2 separate regions of the Mus musculus genome follow, and region 2 is linked to region 1. Evidence: chromatin contacts called from ENCODE Hi-C or POLR2A ChIA-PET data. All regions are on one chromosome and are shown on one strand. The core of a region is the stretch at or near the end of the contact, and the rest is flanking DNA. Distances in the headings are between cores, read along the strand shown. Region 1 holds the start of Arhgap19 (Rho GTPase activating protein 19). Region 2 holds the start of Zdhhc16 (zinc finger, DHHC domain containing 16).

Evidence for each region. A loop is a pair of places that touch in the nucleus more often than their neighbours do. ChIA-PET counts read pairs that join two places held with the same protein, here RNA polymerase II (POLR2A).
Region 2: a map of v-Abl transformed pro-B cells shows a loop between it and region 1 (2.0-fold over the local background). The contact joins the promoter of Zdhhc16 here to the promoter of Arhgap19 in region 1. A Hi-C loop is called at or near these places in 1 of 37 maps with a recorded cell type or tissue (v-Abl transformed pro-B cells). POLR2A ChIA-PET finds 5 or more read pairs at or near these places in 1 of 5 experiments (Patski).

What each region holds. Positions count from the first base shown.
Region 1 is chr19:41,800,019-41,804,753 of GRCm38, forward strand. Arhgap19 (Rho GTPase activating protein 19) reads right to left here and starts at 2,066. Exons shown (of 12, transcript NM_027667.3): 1 at 1,954-2,066. The coding sequence starts at 2,009.
Region 2 is chr19:41,931,601-41,936,335 of GRCm38, forward strand. It overlaps Zdhhc16 (zinc finger, DHHC domain containing 16), which reads left to right and starts at 1,845. Exons shown (of 11, transcript NM_023740.3): 1 at 1,845-2,065; 2 at 3,138-3,283. Exosc1 (exosome component 1) reads right to left here and starts at 1,714. Exons shown (of 8, transcript NM_025644.4): 1 at 1,652-1,714; 2 at 1,449-1,564. The coding sequence starts at 1,682.

The DNA.
Region 1 (4,735 bases), core at 816-3,315:
AGGGCAGATCCCAACTCAAGGCAGGACTACCAAGGCTCAACATAAGGAATCCTGCCAACCGGTCCTCAGCATCTCCGGGGTCTAACAGACAGCCGTCATCCCGCCTTGTCTCTCTCCTTTCCCTAGGCTTTTCTTCCTAGAGCAAACCCTTTCAGTACCCAGAGATATCAATTATCTACATTACTGCCCAGTACTGAATCTACAGTCATTTCTGTGCCCACTGCTGCAAGACATGGAGCCCACAGAAGATGTTCTCAGAGAGCGACTGTCTCCTCAGGACGTGTATGAGAGGCCAAAGACAGAGTTATGCAGCATATCTGTAAGTGCTGGGCTACACACCTTGGCAGTGAGATGCCTCCGTGAGTAACGGCACTCCCTGCAAAGCCTACAACCCAAGCATGATCCTCAAATCCACTCGGTGGAAGAAGAGAACCGTGAGCTGCTTTCTGCTCTCCTGTGCATGCACTGTGGTACCTAAGTGTGTGTGCACAGGCATACACAAGCACGATAAATGACAGATTTAAAAAGTGTTAGTCCCATTGATTAAATGGGGCTGGGGATGCAGCTCAGTCAGTAGGGGGCTTGCCTAGCAGCACATAAGACAGGGCTTGGTGGCATATGCCTGTAATTCCAGCACTTGGGAGGCAGAGGAAGGAGGTTCGGAAGCTCAAGATTGGGGTTCCCTGGATTACATGAGAGACTCTGTTTCAAAAATAAATAAATAAATAAATAAGCCTCACAAGAACCCCCAGACTAATCCCCTGCAATATGCAATTGACAAGTACACGGGTAGCTGAAACGAGACTGGGAGTTCCAGTCCAGCCGAGGTACTTAGCAAGAACCTGTCTCAGTAACGACAATAGAGGGTTTCAGATTCAGAGAAAACTGTGTTGGTCAGATAGTTAACAGTTTCAAATTTTACATTCAGTTGACAGCAGCCTCAAGGAAGAATTCTAAGTCCTCTTGCTGTAGAACAGTATTTCATTTGTCCTCATTTTCATTACAATTCAGGATTTTCGAGTCGGAGGAGAGATAATCTAATGACATTTATCAACCCACGGGCACAGTTCCCGGGAGAAATAAAAGGTCAAAGAGTGGAAAACTCCTCCATACAAAACAGTAACAATACCCACACAAGCCCATCAGGGCTCAGGAAAAATCAGGCTCACAAACTCGGTTTCCCAAAATTCTTGGTTCTTCTGTTCTGTACTAACTCCGTACCAAAGCATAGCATTGATCATACTCTCTGACAATGTAAGTAATCTCATTCTATTGGAGTGTGTCAGACTCCAAATATTTGTTTGTAATCGGTTAAGAAAGGCTCGACTTTATGACAGGGACAGTACTCGTTCCAGAAAGAAGAAATGAGATCACAATTTCAAGGAAACATAAAAATCTATCGTATTTTGAAGTGTTTGCCAGGATGGGTGCTATGCGCTTTAAATAGGTTGTGTCATCCCGTCCAGGTTCTGAAATAAGTATCGTTATGTTTATTTACAGAAGAAGGCTGAAGCCGAGAAAGGTCAGCCAGCTTAGGGGACAAAAATCCCTTTTAACCATCACTCAAGTCGCGGCTCTGAGTAAAGCGCAGAGGCTGTCACGAAGGACATTTAAAGCTCCCGGGGCGTTGTGGGATTCTCTAAACCGCTCTGGGCTTCAGTTGCCACTCAAAACGCTCGGCGCCAGGGCAGACACCATGACCGTGGCCCGGGGGTCTGCAGCCAGAGCGTCGGGAGGGCTCCACACACGGCCGTGGGACTCGCGGAGAGCAGCGCAGCGGGAAGCACGGACCGCAAAGACCCGCCTCAGCCCCCGCAGGCGCGTCGGCGTAGACACCACGGGAGAGAGGAACAAAGCCCGGGCCTGTGGACCACGGTGACTCAAGGGCAGGGCGGCGACATCGCTAGCCCACAGTCCCGTCTCCTAGGCAGCAGGACGGAAAACTTGGCTCACCTCCGGCCAGAGTCGCAGACCGGCGCCTCCCCTCCACTCGGCGCCTCAGCCGCCATCTTCCGCGGCAGCTTGGTCTGCAGCCCCGCCTCAGGCACCGCCCCTTAGCCCTTAGATTGGCTAGGATGGTTTTCTAAGTCCTGTACGATTGGACGAACCTATGGCCCCGCCTAAATAAGAACCGTTCCATGCTACTATTGGTCTATTCAAATATCTAACTGTCATTGGTAGCACAGAACCAACGAAAGGGCAGGAGAAACACCTGCCCGAGGCCTACCGGGAGATGTAGTTTCTCGTTTTGATTAACCCATGTAGTTCCGCGGATCAAGTCACAAATTCCTGGCTGCGCTCCCCTCCCCGCTAGGTAAATCTCTGAGTTACAAAACTGTCGGTTTTTAAAGTCACTTGAAGAGAAAAGGTTCTTGAGGCCCTGCCCATCCCCCAGTTCGGTAGGCAGTTAACGGTTGCTAGGGAAAAGGGCTCATCACCCCTCACTCACTTAAACCCCCATTCACCCCACCCCCAAGATCCATAGGCTTAGTAAAAGGGAAGAAAAGGCATTTTCTTCAATGGTATATAATCAGTGGTAAATTGCATACGTTCCTGTAAGCTACCCTAAGTAAACTCTTGTGTGTGTATATATGTATGTGTGTATGTATGTATGTATTTATGTATGAATGTATGTATGTGTGTGTGTATGTATGCAGGGGCTGATCTTCAGGGTACATATTTGGGGGAGGGGGAAAGTCAGTATAAAGACACCAAAAGCACTGGCTAGAATAGAGAGGCAAATTTTGGGTCATCCAAACAAGCCTCCTTGGGTGACTTCAGGCCAACAAGAAAATGTGACTAAGCCAGGCAGTGGTGGCGTATACCTTTAATCCCAGCACTTGGGAGGCAGAGGCAGGTGGAAAAAAAAAAAAAAAAAAAAAAAACATGGTATTGATATATGAAATTCACAATTAACAATAAGGGGCAGCTAGAGATGGTTCCGTGGTTCTAAGAACACTTGCTGCTTTTCCTGAAGACTAGAGTTTGATTCCCTGCATTGAAAGGTTCACAAGGGCCAGACAGTGAGTCCAGTTCCAAAGGACTGATTGCCTTCCTATAGCCTCCAGAGCTGGCCTCCGGGGCACATGCGCACAGATGCACAGAGACACATAAAATCTTTTCTAAAAGCAAAAAATATAGATGGTAGAGAGTAAAAAGTGAAGGGAAAGAACATTGTGACCCTGACTTGACCCCCAGACCAGGCAACCTTGACCCTATCTTGACCCCAAGCTCAAAATCAGGGCCAAGAAACAGAATCCCACCAATCCCTGAGCACAAAATTCCCACCAACCCCTAGAATTGCCCCAAAATCAGGCCACAAAAATCCCACCACTCCCTCCCTGGACACCCTGGAAAGCTCTGTCTTCATCGCCTGTCCCGCCCCACCAAGAAACCCTATACAAAACCCGCTGAGCTTCTGCCGCTTTTCACCCCAGCAGAGGCCGCCACCCTCCGCGGGTTTCCCCTTGCAGTAAGTTTCCTGTGTGAGGTTGGTTGTATGCTGGGTGGGACTTTGTGGTATTCCTTGGCTCAGGACTGCCAGAGTATCTCTGAGCAGAGCTATAACACTTTCACTGGGGACATCTCCCCCTGCTGGAGCAGAGATGGTGTTACACTTGCATTGGGGGAAACAACCCTCCCCCACCCTAACCCCTCCACCCCTAACCCCCACCCCATTTCCATCCCCAAAGGTAATGGGGAAGCCTTTCCCTTCAGAACTATAACACATACTGAAGGTATCTGAAGAATGAATCATGAGATTGTGCTCTGGCTTCCACACATGTACTCACATTCATGCGTATACTCATGAATAGGCCTACACACATGCACACTAATAAAATAAGTTACTCTCTGAAACACAAGACTGAGGTGAGGCAGGGAATGTCAGCCAAGAAGAGCTGGTCCCAAGTCCTTGTTTGTTTGTTTGTTTTAAAGATTTGTTTGTTTGTTTGTTTTTGTGTATGAGTATATCCTTGACCCCAGAAGAGGGCATCTGACCCTATTACAGATGGCTGTGAGCCACCATGTGGTTGCTGGGAATTGAACTCAAGACCTCTGGAAGAGCAGTCAATGCTCTTAACCACTGAGCCATCTCTCCAGCCCCTGGTCCCATGTCTTAAACCAACATCATAACTAAAACTTTCAGGGGAGAAGTTGGGAAGGTCTATATGGAATGCATACAGACCTTTTTCTTGTTATTCCCTAAACAATGCATTTTAAAAGCTATTTATGTAGCATTAGCTGTTATAACCTAGGCATGACTTAAAGTGTATAGAAGGAATGAGTAGGTTTTAAGCAAAAAACTATGTCTTATTTCTGGTTATTATTGCTGTGATAAAACATCATGCATCCTGGGGTTGATTTTTTGGTTTACAGTTTATTGGGCTTACAGTTCCACATCACAGTTCATCATTGAAGGATTTCAGGACAGGAACTCAAACAGAGGAGAAACCTGGAGTTACAAGCTGATGCAGAGGCCATGGAGGGGTGCTGCTTACTGGCTTGCTCTCCACGGCTTGCTCAGCCTGCTTTCTTACAGAATCCAGGACCACCAGCCTAGGGGTGGCACAACCCATAATAGCCTAGTCCCTTCCACATCAATCACTAACTAAGAAAATGCCTTACAGGCCTGCCCATAGCCAGATCCTATGAAGGCATTTTCTTAGTTGAGGCTCCCTCCTCCTTAATGACTCTAACTTGTGTCAAGCTAAGCATACAATAAGTGTGCACACAT
Region 2 (4,735 bases), core at 595-3,094, 130 kb after region 1:
GTTGTAAATTACTGAAGATTCTCTTGGAATTTCCTGGTACAAATCCTTTTGCTTATAATTATGAATATCCTGACTCTTCCAAGCTATACTTTTTTTTTTTTTTTTTACACTTCATAAGTCAGATCTTGCAATTAAATGCTACAGAATGGCAACTCTTGTTTTAGTCCAATGGCAGCTGGCAAGTACCATCTTACCTCTCTTGCTTGGTGCGGTTTCCTCACCTTACTAAGTCCCTCCCATGTCAGTGTCCGTCTAACCCATTCTCTACAGGAGGATCACATTCTTTGCTCTCCTCCACCTCTACTTATATTCAGATGACTAAATCCTGTCACTGTCTAGAATGCACAGAGCCTGTTACATGTTCTTATTGTACCGCACAATTCTTTTGTACATTTGCTCATGATTTCTGTCCGCCTCCTCAGTAAGAAAAGCTGTGTATTGGGCTCGTGACTCTATCCCCAGTAGCAAATAAGGGCAGCCCTGAGCAGGTCACATTGAAAGTGCTCAAGAGACATCGATGCAGTGACTAAACACACAGGCTGAGGCTGACTTTATCTCCAGAACCAACAGACTGGAATCTGTTTTTACAAATAAGCTCAACACAAAGAGAGATGTTTAGGTCTAGCCAGTTCCTAAAGAGTTTTTATTTTTTCGGGAGATTGGATCTGTGGTCCCAGGGTCAGCATACTACGTAAGCTCTGTACTGATGAGCCACAAGTCTAAGGTTTTAGTTTTTATTTATTTTTTATCGTCTTACATGTATCAACGATTGCTTTTATCTGTGCCTGTTAGAAGCTGGGGATACGCTGGTGTACCACCAATCGTGGCTCCACTTAAATGTCTAGTTGGGCAAGAATCTAGTGATCAAGAGTAACATTTAAATAAGTGCCCTGGAGGGAGATTCTTGGGCATATCGATCCTTCTGCCACCAAACCCACTTTTTTTTAGTCAGAAGGTCCAGAAGGGCTTCTCTGGGAAAAAAAAAAAACAACTAAAAAAACCGATTAAATAAAGGGGTTGAGCAGGAGTGTGTTCCAGATAGACGACACGTGAATTGCACAGGCTTCGCGACAAGAGCGAGCTTAGTGCACTAAGACACTGGAAATCGCCAGCATTACTACATTGATGTCAGTGACGTGGGACACATGAAAGCGGAGGGGTAGTCGAGATGTACCACGTGAGGAAGCTCTCGGCTGGCTGGGCTACTCTTACATTTGCGTGCTTTTCCCTCCACTTCCTTCTGTGTGCATCCACAGAACTTAAGTCAGATTAACCTAACGGGTGTGCGGCCGGTGTGCTTCAGCACAGCGCAGAGATCACAGCCGGGAGACCAAAGCGTTCTGCGGCTGAGCCACCAAAGACGCGTCCGCCCGCTCTGCCTGTGCCCAAGGACCGGAACTCAACGGCACCCGGAGAGGGAACGCGCGCTGGGTAGCCGCTTCCTTTACCGCGCCATTCTCGCTGGTCTTCATCAGGCAGCCAGCCAGCGACGAAAAGATGTAGCCATGCCGGGTGTAGGTGCCGCTGCCGGGGCTGCCTTCCTCCAAGTTACACAGACGTTCGCCTGCAGAAGACAAGCTGCCTCAGCCACGGGCTCCCAGAAGCTGGTTGCCACACAGCCTGGAACTGCGTGCGGAGACCGCTCACTTACCGGGGATGCAGTACCTCACCGGTGGTGCCATGCTTGCCACCATCCACAACCCGGATGAGAACCAAGACGACTTCTCATTGGTCAGCTAGAGGAGCGGCCTCGCAGTTACACGAGTACCAATTGGCGCCTTCGACCGCACGGGGTGTAAGAGCGAGGTCTGACTCCATTTCCCAGGCTGCCCCGGGACAGATCTCTGGGCGTGCCTTTGCGGGCTCCGGGCCTCGCGCCTGCGCAGCTGGGTGGTGATGGGCGGGCGGCGGGTCCCGGTCCGCTGGCTAGCGCTGTGGGCTGAGGGCCATGGTGGGTCAGCCTTAGCTCGGCCCGGCCTGGGTCCTGAGCTGGAAGGGGAGGCAGTGGGTGGCGGACAGGGAGACTGGGCCTAATCTGGCTGATTGAGAAGCTGGCAGGAGGCAGGTAAGAGTAAAGGCGCGGTTCTTGCTTCCCATCCGAGTCCCGGTGTCCAGGCCTTTAAGTTAAGTTCCTGATCTCTCTACGACCTGCCCTGCGTGGATGCGTCCTCCTAGGTCCGAACGCATTTTCAGCCCCAACTCGCCCATTTCATGAGTTTGAAGACTCAGATCCAGGTTTGCTTTGTACAACAAAGTGTCGAAGTTGGTTCGAGACAGCCCAAGCTTAAGCCGATTTTTTTTTTTTTTTTGGACCTGAGCCCATCATAGATGGACCCTGCTGCACCTGGAGACACAACCTTTTTCTAGTTTTGTAGAACGACAGTTTCTTCTCTTGCAGGCAGATACTCTATAGAGTGTGAGCTCCTTAACTATGAATGAGCAGCTTGACGTTAGCATAGCATTCCTTTTGCTTTTTTTTCCCTTTTAGCATGTTAGCCGGGAAAGAAGCCTTCATTAATAGAATATTGTGCTTTATTGATATCTGACATCAGCTTGAGGTGGCAAAGGTTCCGGGAGCAGCAGCTTTTTCCGGATGAAATTTGCCATGACTTTGATCTCACTTTCATCTATTGGCTCTGGAGTTTATTGCTCTCTCCCCTTCCCTCCCTGTCAGCCAGGCTTCTTTGAGATACAGATGGTGATTTAGGGGAGTGCTCTTGCCTGCTAATCTCTAATCTGGTGGCAGATGGCCACTGTGGCCTGTGGGTCCTACTGAGAGGTGGCAGTACTTGGAGTGTGGAGAAATTATGCTGGCTTTATTCCTCCTCCGTGCATTCAGGTCATTCGTGCCTTCCCGCCACATTTAGATGTAAATACGACTTTGCTTTTTCTCTGTTTCCTGAGGGAAAACTTTTTCACTTGTGGCCCATTTAATACGTCTTTTTCTAGCCTCGTCATTATCCTGATATCCCATTAGGCTGAGGGGAGAGGGTCCTGGTCTCACTCTGTTCACTCAGAGTTGATAGGCACCACAAGCTTTCCATTTTACGGGTTTGATTTCCGGTTTGATTTGTCCTCTAGGTTATTGATCTCTAGAGCTATGATTCTAATACTGGTTTTATTTCTTTGTTAATCAGAAAGGATGAGCGCAGCAAATACTTGGGTGTTATCACATTGGTGAGAGTGTCTTTGCTGGCTCCTGTACAGCTGCCAGCCTTTCCTGTTCTGCATCTCTCCAGGTCATTCATTCAACAAGTATTTATTGAATACTTCTACAAGCCAGGTATTAAGATGTTTATAAGCATTTGATTTAAACCTTGGGCATATGTGTGTATATGTATGTATGTATGTACACGCATACATTTGTATGTATAAGAATTTAAGGTTTAGAGAAGAAGGTTCCAGGACTACTTATGGAAAGATTTGAACCCTAAATAGGGTATACATAGATGAGAATTGGTCAATCGAGCCTTAAAGTAGGCATTTCACACAGAACTCAAGGATGGAGAAGGTGATTGACAGTCGGATTCTTTATAAAGATACATTCTCGTGTATCTCATGCTGGTCTCAGACTGGCTGTGAAGCCAAGGATCATTTTTATCTAATCCGCTTGTCTCCAGATGTACACACATGCCCAGTTTTGAGGATCTTTATTTATTTTTTTTTAGGTGGGATAACACACTATGTTTTAGATAGAACTGATTGTCCTGGAAACTCACTCTGTAGACCAGGCTGGCCTCTGCCTCTGAATGCTGATATTAAAGGCGTGTGCCTCAATCTTTCTTTTTTTTTTTTTTTTTCTAAGATTTATTTATTATTATATGTAAGTACACTGTAGCTGTCTTCAGACACACCAGAAGAGGGAGTCAGATCTTGTTACGGATGGTTGTGAGCCACCATGTGGTTGCTGGGATTTGAACTCTGGACCTTCGGAAGAGCAGTCGGGTGCTCTTACCCACTGAGCCATCTCACCAGCCCCTCAATCTTTCTTTTCAACAGTTCCTTTTAATTCTTTCAGCTTCATAGGAAGTGATGGGAAAGGCCGGTCTCTTACCCTGTGAAGTGGCTATTGGTCTTTTCCCCATTACGCTTCAGTTTTCTTGCAGGCTTTTTTTTTTTTTTTTTTGCATCTTTTTATCTCACCTTGGGGTTTCCAAGATTGTGGAAGGAGATCATTAATGATTTTTGCAAAACTTTTTAAAGTGGGGTTGAGCCAGGGTGCAAGGAGAGTACTTTACTCCAGTTACTGAACTGAAACCCATCTCCACAGCAGAGTAGCTGCATCCAGTTTCTGCTGGGTCATGAGCTGCCTGTTAAATAAGTCAGTGAGGTTGCTGAAGGCAAAGCAGTATTCCTTATCCATCCATCATTAAAACAGATTATTTTTACGAAGCTAATGAGACTATCATGGAAAGTCTGTTGGTGTCTCTGTGTCCACAGTTGTATTCATTGCCTGGGCAGTCAGTGTCTGGGAATTTTGGGGCCAAGACTATCAACCACAGAAATGCTACTTAAACAGAGAAGACCTGGAAAAGCTCCCAAGAGGGCAGGTCCCTCCCACTACTGTCTCATACTCTGAATACTTGAAGTTAACTTGGTTGCTATATCCCAAGGATAAGACTGGGAGTGAAATTGGAGACAAAGTATCTTATGTCATGCAAGTGGTGGTTGACTGTTCTTATAGCTCACAGCCATCTGAAAGTTTCAAGGGATCCTCTGGCTATGGCACTAGGCA